Linked DNA regions of Homo sapiens: region 2 is linked to region 1. The links are chromatin contacts, found by POLR2A ChIA-PET in ENCODE. All regions are on one chromosome and are shown on one strand. Each heading gives the region's core, a stretch centred on a gene start or an enhancer-like site at or near the end of the contact. The rest is flanking DNA. Distances are from core to core; before and after follow the strand shown. Region 1 overlaps NSD2 (nuclear receptor binding SET domain protein 2). Region 2 holds the start of LYAR (Ly1 antibody reactive).

Region 1 (4,389 bases), core at 641-3,140:
TGGCCCCAACCCTCCAAGGGTGAATCTCTAGCCTTGCTCAAGAGCACTATACACATGAGTAAATTGTTCCACTGCCTCAGGCCTCAGTTTTCTCACCTGTAAGCTGAAGAGGCCGGCCCAAAACCTTGCCATAAGCATGCTGGTGAAGCCTGGCATGAGCTGCCACATGACACATTTTCATGTTTTTTTGATCCTCCCATCTCAGCCTCCCTAGTAGCTGGGACCACAGGCAGTGCCACCACGCCCAGCTAATTTTATTTTTTATAGAGACCGGGTCTCGCTATGTTGCCCAGGCTAGTCTTGAACTCCTGGGCTCAAGCAATCTTCCTGCCTCAGCCTCCCAAAGTGCTGGGATTACAGATGTGAGCCACCCCATCAGGCCTGACATACTTTCAGAACAGCTACCAGATTACTGCACAGCAACCCAGGTTTACATTTATTGACCCCACTCTCCAGAGGAAGAGTCAAAATTCAGGTTGAGTTACTCAAGTTTTAACAAAACCAAGGGACATGGCTAGGAATAAAAGCCAGATTTTTTTGTTTGGTTTGTTTTTCAGTTGGAGGAGAAAGAAAAAGCCAGCTCTGATGCAGGAACATCGTTTGAGGTCAGGAGTTCGTGAACAGCCTGTGCAACATACCAAGACCCTGTCTCAAAACAAAACAGCTAGGACTCTGACAACTTGCACAGGCCTCTTCCCAAGCAAAAGCATGAGGTTCAATACTGCTGTGGGCACTTCAAAAAATCTTTGTAGGCTGGGCATGGTAGCTCATACCTGTAACTCGAGCACTTCAGGAGGCAGAGGTGGGAGGATCGTTTGAGCCCAGGGGTTTGAGACCAGCCTGGGCAACACAGCAAGACCCTGTCCTACAAAAAATAAAAAATTAACTGGGCATATAGTGGTGCACACCTGTGGTCCAACTACTCAGGAGGGTGAGGTAGGAGGATCACCTAAGCCTGGGAGGTCAAGGCTGTTGTGAGCCATGATCACACCACTGCCCTCTAGCCTGGACAACAGAGACCATCTCAAAATAAATAAATAAATAAATAAAATTTAAAAACTTCACCACTGCCATTACATGAGCGAGAACTAAACAGCTCCTGAGTAATCAAAAAACGTTTTTTTAACCCTCAAAGCTCTTCATTATTTTAACAATTTCAAGGAGTTACAACTAAAAAGCAACACCCTATAGACCACCAGATGAACAGAGACTGCTGCCCCATCAAGAGTTCCTTCCTTCTGCCAAAGCCATGGCCCCTTGGTTGTTTCCTATGGCTTATACTCATCCGAGTGTCAGGGCCATCCCGAGTGCCACGTGAAGGCGTGGAGACACCATCACCAGGCAGAATGGAGCAGCACCACCACACCTTTCCATCGCAAGTTAGGATAAGGAAACACTCATTCGCTTGTGTTCAGTGTGCTGGGCTCTGCACTGGGAACCAAGAACAGGAGGCAAAAGACACATCCCTAGGCCTCAGGGAGGCAGGCCATCTGCTGGACCACCTGGCTGAGGAGACAGTAAGTGGACACTGGACCACAGGGTAAGGACAGCGGGAGCACCTCTGCACAGCTCTGCTTCCCACTCATCAGATGGTGCAGACTTAAGAAGTCACACTCTAGAGCCCAGCCTGTCTCCACTGACCACATCAGGCTAAAGAACACCTTGGAGATGAGATCCATGAAAAGAGTGTAGCCTGACGTTGTCAAGCAAGGGCTCTGAAACTGGCAGAACCACGTTAAGAAACAAGCTTTGCCTCTTTTTAGCCATTTGAATCTTGAACACTTAGCTCACCTCTCTAGACCTCTCAACTGGCTCAGCAGCCAGCTGAGAACTGAGGAGGCAGTGCCAGGGCATCCTGGAGCCCACCCTCCAACCCAAAGCCAGGGCTCAGGCAAGTGGCTGGAAGTACCAGGCCTGTCCTCACCTTCTCCGCCCGCCCCAGTACTCGTGCAGGTGCCCTCATAGGGTGGCCATGCTCACTGCTCAAGGTCACATGACCCCTTACACAACGTCTCCTAAATACCTTTTTATCTGAAGGACTTGAGATCTTAGACACAAGAGCTGCTTCGACAAGGCCCTGCTCCAGCAAGGAGTCATATTTTATGCTCCTCTTCCTGTTCCTTCTCGCCTTGTTTTCTGGTTTTTGTCCATTTTCTTCTGACTGAGACACATCAGCAGCACTGTCACCACAAATGGAAGATTCAAAGAGAGGCTTCCCATTCATGTATGTTTTGGTGATTTTCAGCTTAATTTCTGGAGAGCCATTTTTGATAGGGGTAGTGTTAGGGGGTGTCCCAATCCCTTTCATTTCCTGGGACTCAAAACGCAGTTTGGCATCGTGTGCGCCGGGTTCTCCATTAAACACCCGGGAAGTAAGATCTTTCAGCTTGTCGGCTGGAATAAAGGGCAGGGCGTCGTGGCCGTTAAACTTCTGCATGACCCCCTCCTGCAGGCTACTGGAGAGCTGGGCTTTGCTGAGGAACACAGAACACTCGCGGTTCACCTCGCAGCTCGGAGTCTTCCCGTTGGCACTGCCGAGGATTTCTGGTGCCTGCTTCATCTTTATGCACTTTACAACACTCTGAACAGAAAGGGGACTCTGCTTGATGCTAAATTCCATCCAGCCCAGATGCTTCCGTTCTTAGAACACTATGGTATTAAAAAAAAGAAAAAAGAAAGAAAAAGCAATTACATTTAAAACCTAGGATAGGTATGCCAGGACCTCTACAGCTTTGTGGGGTCTGATTTTCTTTGTAAGCAATTTATGATGTTTTTATAATAATTCAGGTCACAGAAGGCAGTTTTAGTATCACAAAAATTACACGGAATCACAAAATGATAAAGCTGAAAGAAAAAGGAATCATTTTTTAAAGGAAGAACATGAAAGTCAGTCAAGACAGCACACTCCAGTCATACCACTAATAATCTACAGTGTGGCCATGGACACATAACTTAACTTGCCAATCATCCCTGAAACACAGATTTCCACCTGTCCACCAACATATACTTAAAAGAGCTAATATGTGTGAGGCAGCTGGCATAATGCCAGGCCTATGCAAAAGGACAACAGGGAATAGCATAAAAGCAAAATCAACACTAACAGGAAAAGAGCTCATCCCAATCCCTCCTGTTACAGCTGAGGTATCAGGCAGAGGCTCAGAATGTGCCCAAGATGACCTGGTCAGCAAAGTCTAAAACCAGATATTCCAACTCCAAGCACAGGATTAGCTCCAGGTTGATGAAAATAAGAAGCAAAAAGCCAAGAGTCTCCAAGGGTGAAAGCAATCCCAGTCAGGTCTGGCTATGCTCAACCCAGTATTCTTATCTCAGTCCACTAATCCCCTCCGTGTTCAGGCCTAAATTAAACAAGAAAGAACACAGCAGTAAGGTCACATTTTTTAGCTACTACCTGAAGATTAACTACTTGAGAACAACACTGCTGAGCCACAACACAGGTTACTTTGCCAGTGCACCACACTGGCCAGTGAGGCCCACGTGCAGAAGGGGCAGTTTAGGAAGGTAACTCGCTGCAGCATGCTGGTGTGGGGTCTTCCCTGCAAAGCTACAGTCCCTAATCTGAGACATCTAGTGAAGGGGCCAGAGCCCCAAAACACAGCTAGGAATAAGAAACAGGTAGGCACCCGCCCCAGCTGGGAAGGCATCTCTCAGGAGTACACCATCACAAGCTCCAACAACAGCCCTCTGAGAAGCCAGAAATCAATAGCATCAGACACTAGGGAAAATCTGAGTACAGTAAGGACCAGAGATGCCCGTGGACTAGAACAGCGGTTCTCAAATGGGGAGGATTTTGTTCCCCAGGGACACTTAACCTCATCTGGAAGCATTTTTTATTACCACCACTAGGGGGCGGACCCTGACCTCTGATGGGTTGCGGTCATGGATGCTGCTGCATCTCCTGCAACGCACAGGATGCCCGCGCAACAGGGCTATGCGGCCCGAGATGTCCACAGTACTGAGGTGGAGGACACCTGACGTGCAGCAATAGGGGGCTGCTGGTGTCTGCAACCCGCAGTCTCCACAGAAAAGCAGACAGCTGAGGAAGGAGACAGGAAAAAAAGAGCAAATGTAAAACCTTGAAAAAATGTTGAAGTCCCAGTTCAGCTTCATGTGCTCTGGACAACTCTTTAACACCAAAACACATACAAATGTGTTCTGTCTGACCCGCACAATTTCTTAAAAAGGTAGATCAAAGTCAGTTCCTCTTCCAGCTCATATCATACCAACTGTCCCAAGGTAAAAACTATAACCCTGGACAAAACATAAAAAACCACCTCCTGAAGGAACTGAGAGCAACCAAAAGCAGAGAGAAAATGGACGGAACCAACTGTTGAAAGAAAGGGAACAGCACTGGGTGAACTCCATTTTGAA
Region 2 (4,389 bases), core at 631-3,130, 2.4 Mb before region 1:
CCCAAAGTGCTGGGATTACAGGCATGCGCCACCACACCCGCCTAATTTTGGTACTCTTAGTAGAGATGGGGTTTACAGGGTTTCACCATGTTGGCCAGGCTGGTCTCTATCTCTTGACCTCAGGAGCTGCCTGCCTCGGCCTCCCAAAGCGCTGGGATTACAGGCGTGAGCCACCGCACCCAGCCCTGTACCAAAGTTATTAAATGGAGGAAGCAGAAATTAATTTGGGAGGGAGGGTCAGGGAAAACTTCCTGGAAGACACATCTATGCTGAAATGTGAGTTAAGTTTGCCAGACTAAAAAAATGAGAGGGCTCACTTTCTTTGAGTATTCAGGAGGACAAACAAACAAACAACAACAACCAAACCCAAAAACAGTACGAGAGCACAAACAAGACTGAAGTACACATATGTGCCCTGAACACAAAAAACATCTTGAGCACCCTGCTTTTAAGCCTCCTGGCCATTCTGTCACTTCTGTTGGAAAGTATTTCCCTCCTTGTCCATTTCTGTGAATTCCTTCTGTTATGGTTAAACTGTTCCCCCAGCACTCCAGAATGTGATTGTATTTGGAGATCAGGCTTGTAAGAAGGTAATTAAGTTAAAATGAGGCCATTAAGGTGGGCCCTAATACAACCTGACTGACGTTCTCATAAAGAGGAAATCTGGATGCAAAGAGAGACGCCAGAGATGTGAAAACACAGAGGAAAGACCATGCGAGGACACAGCAAGAAAGCAGCCACGTGCAAGCCAAGGAGAAATGTCTCAGAAGAAACCAAACCTGAAGACACCTTGATCTTGGACTTCTAACCTCCAGAACTGTGAGAAAATAATAAATTTCTGTTGTTTAAGCCACCCAGTATTTTGTTTGCAGTCCTAGCAAACTAATACACCTTCTATTCCAGGCCCAACACTGCTCACTTTCAGAGTGAAACCTTATCACCCATATACACACACCTTGGGAGTGAAGGTTTCTCACAATACTCTGTGCATCCTCCACTCAACTTTCATTCATTCATTTAAGCAACAAACACCTAGTGACCACCACTGTGTGCCAGACCCTGTTTTAAGGGCTGAGAAGAGCTAACGTTTATTGAGTACTTACTAAGTGGCAGCCACTAGTCTAAGCGATTTACATGCACCAACTCATGAAATACGACAAGGTTCCAGGGACGCAGGTGCCGCTATGACATTCGCTTTACAGATGCGGGGCTGAGGCACAAAGAGGCCACACCGTAATGAAACTGAGCTAGGCTGTGGGCTCTGTCGTCTTAAGCGCTACTCTCAACTACAGCGTGGAAGGAAACAGAAGCCGAGAGATGGGCAGCGCGTAGCGGAGGCGGGCCGGGCTGGCTTCCAGCGGGCAAAGCCTGGAGATGAGAGGGCGCGGGTGGGGTTTCCAGGCCGAGGAAGCTGCACCAGGGAGAAGGCCCGGCTCCCAGGCCCGGAACCTGGCCGTCTGGGTCTCAGTCCGCGTCCCCTGTGATGCCCGGCACAGAGCAAATGCTCGCTGACTCTCGCAGGAGCCGCCAACCCCCCGGGTATCCTCGAGTGCCCAGAGACGGGAAGGAGCGGTGGGTCCATGCCCTTCTGGGCCACCTTCGGGCGCCCGGCCTCCCTTCCCTTCCGGGCCATTCCCACCAGCGCCAGCCCCGCACGCCTTCGCAAGGCCGGCCACCTTACCCTCGGAGGCCGCTCTCTGCCCCGCCGCCTACTCTTCACCTGCAGCAGCTGCCTTCAAGGCCACTCGCAGCGATCCGCTGGCCGCGGAATCATCACGACAACGCCCCCTTGGCTTGCCGGAACCGCCTTCCTGCTTCCGTTGGCGTCACTTCCACTGGGGGGGGCGTGGCCGCGGTGCGCAGGCGCGCTGGGTGGTTCAGAAGCGAATTCTGCACCGCGAAGCCTGAGAGGCAGGTAGCTGCGGCGCTGGGCTGGCGGCGGCGAGTCCACGTGCTCCCCGCGGCCGGTTGAAACCGTTGGCGGGCGCTGGCTGAGAGGTGAGGGGTGGTGGCCCAGAGGTCCGACCTGGGAGGCTGGGGCTCAGAGAGTGAGTAGGGGAGGGACGGGATTTCCACCGTCAGCCCCTCTGGGTTACGCATGGAGGAAGGAGTTCCATTCAGATCTCACTCCTGCTCTGGGGAAGTGGCAGGAGTCCTGGACTTAGGGTGACCAACTCGTTTTAGTTTTAAAACTTAAGGTCCGGCGTCCTGGGAACTCCCTCGGGCCTGGCCAAACCAGGACGATTGGTCACCGCCCGACTGGGCTTCAGGCTTGCTGCATGTTGGAGACAGGGCTCTTCTCTGAGCCTTGGGAGATCAGTCCCTAAAGAGGAGGCCTTAGGATGTAGCGGTCCAGAGCACATACTTAGGATCAGAATAACTACTGCGTGTGAATCTGGGTTGCCACTACCTGGATGTGGGATGACCTGGTGTAAGTTTTTTAACCTCTTTGCGCCTCACTTTCCTCATCTGTCATAACATATAGAATCTAACTCGGAGAACTGTGATGAGGATTACATGAGTAGAAATGTGTTAACCTCCTATGAGAGGGCTTGGGTGCTCCATGAATGTTAGGATTCTCTGAAGCACCTACCTCTGAGGAGAGAGGGAGGAGGATGAGGTGGGGTCTGTATTTGCAACCCTGATTTCTAGCAGAGAGGGCCCACTTGGGACTTACTCACACTGTGCCCGAGGCTCCCAGGGTCTAGCATAGTGCCTGACACATGGTAGTTACTCGAGTGAAGGGATGGTGTTTAAAACAGTGCTGGTGATGCCGTGGGTGGGGTAGGAGGCAGAGAGAAATGGCTTCTGTGCCTCAGTTTGCTCATCTGTTTAGTGGAGATAGGTGCACCTACTTCCCAGGGCTTTTGCAAGGAACAAGGGAGAGATTCTCTCCTTGTGAATGTCACCCATTGTAACCCTTGTCAGCCTCATACACAAAGGTTTAGGCAGGATGGTGGACAGAGTATGTTTGTCTGTCCTTCTCTTGCACCATACCCATGGTTTCTCAGAATGCTACCCGTGGAAGGGGCTTGAGTCTTGTCAAGTTGGCCTGACTTCTTGTTTCACAGATGAGATAACTTGAAGTTTATAGAGGCAGTGGCATGCTCAGGGTCACAGTGTTCAGTGGGGGATATCCTGGGGTTGCCAGCTAGGCCCCTCAGGTGGGCTGTTTGAGTGGTAGTGGTGGTAATGATGTGTAGGTCAGTGTCTGCATGTGCATGCAAGAATATTTTAAGAATAGTCAAGGCCAAGCGCAGTGGCCCGTGCCTGTCATCCGAGCACTTTGGGAGGCCGAGGAGGGTGGATCACCTGAGGTCAAGAGTTCACAACCAGCCTGGCCAACATGGTGAAACTCCGTCTCTACTAAAAATACAAAAATTAGCCGGGCATGGTGGCATGTGCCTGTAATCCCAGCTACTGGGGAGGCTGAGGCCGGAGAATCACTTGAACCTGGGAGGCAAAGGCTGCAGTGAGCCGAGATTGCGCCATTGTACTCCAGCCTGGGCAACAGAATGAGACTCCGTCTCAAAAAAAAAAAAAAAAAGAAAAAAAATTGAATAAGTAATACAAAAATATAGAGGGAAGAAGATTTAAAAAAAATCATTCCAATCTCAGAACCAAACCTAAGGGCATGTTATCAGGGAACTTGGTAAAGTAGGCAGCCATGGGGTGAGGAGCCAGAGAAGGTTGGAGTGAATTTATGAACATAAATGGGTGGGTTGATGGTCATATTTAAAGGAGCATGGGTTTAGGAGGGGGCTGGGTATAATAGCATTGATGTGCAAATTAGTAGGTCACAGAGAAACCTTTCTACAATTGGGCAGGGATGAAGCTTTCATATCTGGTGTCTTATTTAACTTTCCACCCAATGCTTTGAGTTAGGTATTAGATCCATTTTACAGATAAACAGATTCTGGGAAGTTAAGGTGCTTTGAGGTCATTTAGTTTTTAATGACTTTTTTGACATTAGCAGATGTAGGCTCCAGCTCAGATCCTCTACACCTGAGTCAGGGCCCTGTCCAACAAAAGCTGGCAACCATCTTGTTAAGAGAAGACTAACAAGTTCCCAGCCCCTTAGTGACCACTGGCTGCTGCCCCTCAGCTAGCTTTGCTGTCCAGACCCTGACAGCCTCTCCTGTGACATGGGTGGTCTCCTTGCCCACTGCACAGAGGTTTTATAATTAAGACTTAGGGTTCTAATATTTATACATGGAAAGTCATCTTATAGAGACCTTAATTTTTTTTCTCTTTGGATGAGGACCTCAAGGTCCCAGGTGCTGAGTAACCACCAAGCAAACGGCTAGGACATGGCAGGTCAAGATGGAGGCAGGGTGGGAGCCTGGGCTTGCTGCCTGGTCTTTCAGGCCACCTCTGCCACTTACTGTG

The links. ChIA-PET counts read pairs that join two places held with the same protein, here RNA polymerase II (POLR2A).
Region 2: POLR2A ChIA-PET joins it to region 1 with 11 read pairs in B cell. The contact joins the promoter of LYAR here to the enhancer-like site in region 1. POLR2A ChIA-PET finds 5 or more read pairs at or near these places in 2 of 52 experiments (B cell and naive thymus-derived CD8-positive, alpha-beta T cell).

What each region holds. Positions count from the first base shown.
Region 1 is chr4:1,898,886-1,903,274 of GRCh38, reverse strand. NSD2 (nuclear receptor binding SET domain protein 2) reads right to left here. Exons shown (of 22, transcript NM_001042424.3): 2 at 2,024-2,649. The coding sequence starts at 2,620. Among named protein-coding and RNA genes, the nearest start is that of NSD2, 30 kb to the right of the region's middle. RefSeq lists an enhancer at 4,026-4,165. Within about 2 kb of position 1,890, at least 3 of the 41 ENCODE cell types and tissues checked have a DNase peak (open chromatin) inside an H3K27ac peak, as active enhancers do.
Region 2 is chr4:4,287,645-4,292,033 of GRCh38, reverse strand. It overlaps LYAR (Ly1 antibody reactive), which reads left to right and starts at 1,880. Exons shown (of 10, transcript NM_017816.3): 1 at 1,880-1,998. ZBTB49 (zinc finger and BTB domain containing 49) reads right to left here and starts at 1,783. Exons shown (of 8, transcript NM_145291.4): 1 at 1,682-1,783. RefSeq lists enhancers at 2,855-3,392, 3,393-3,931.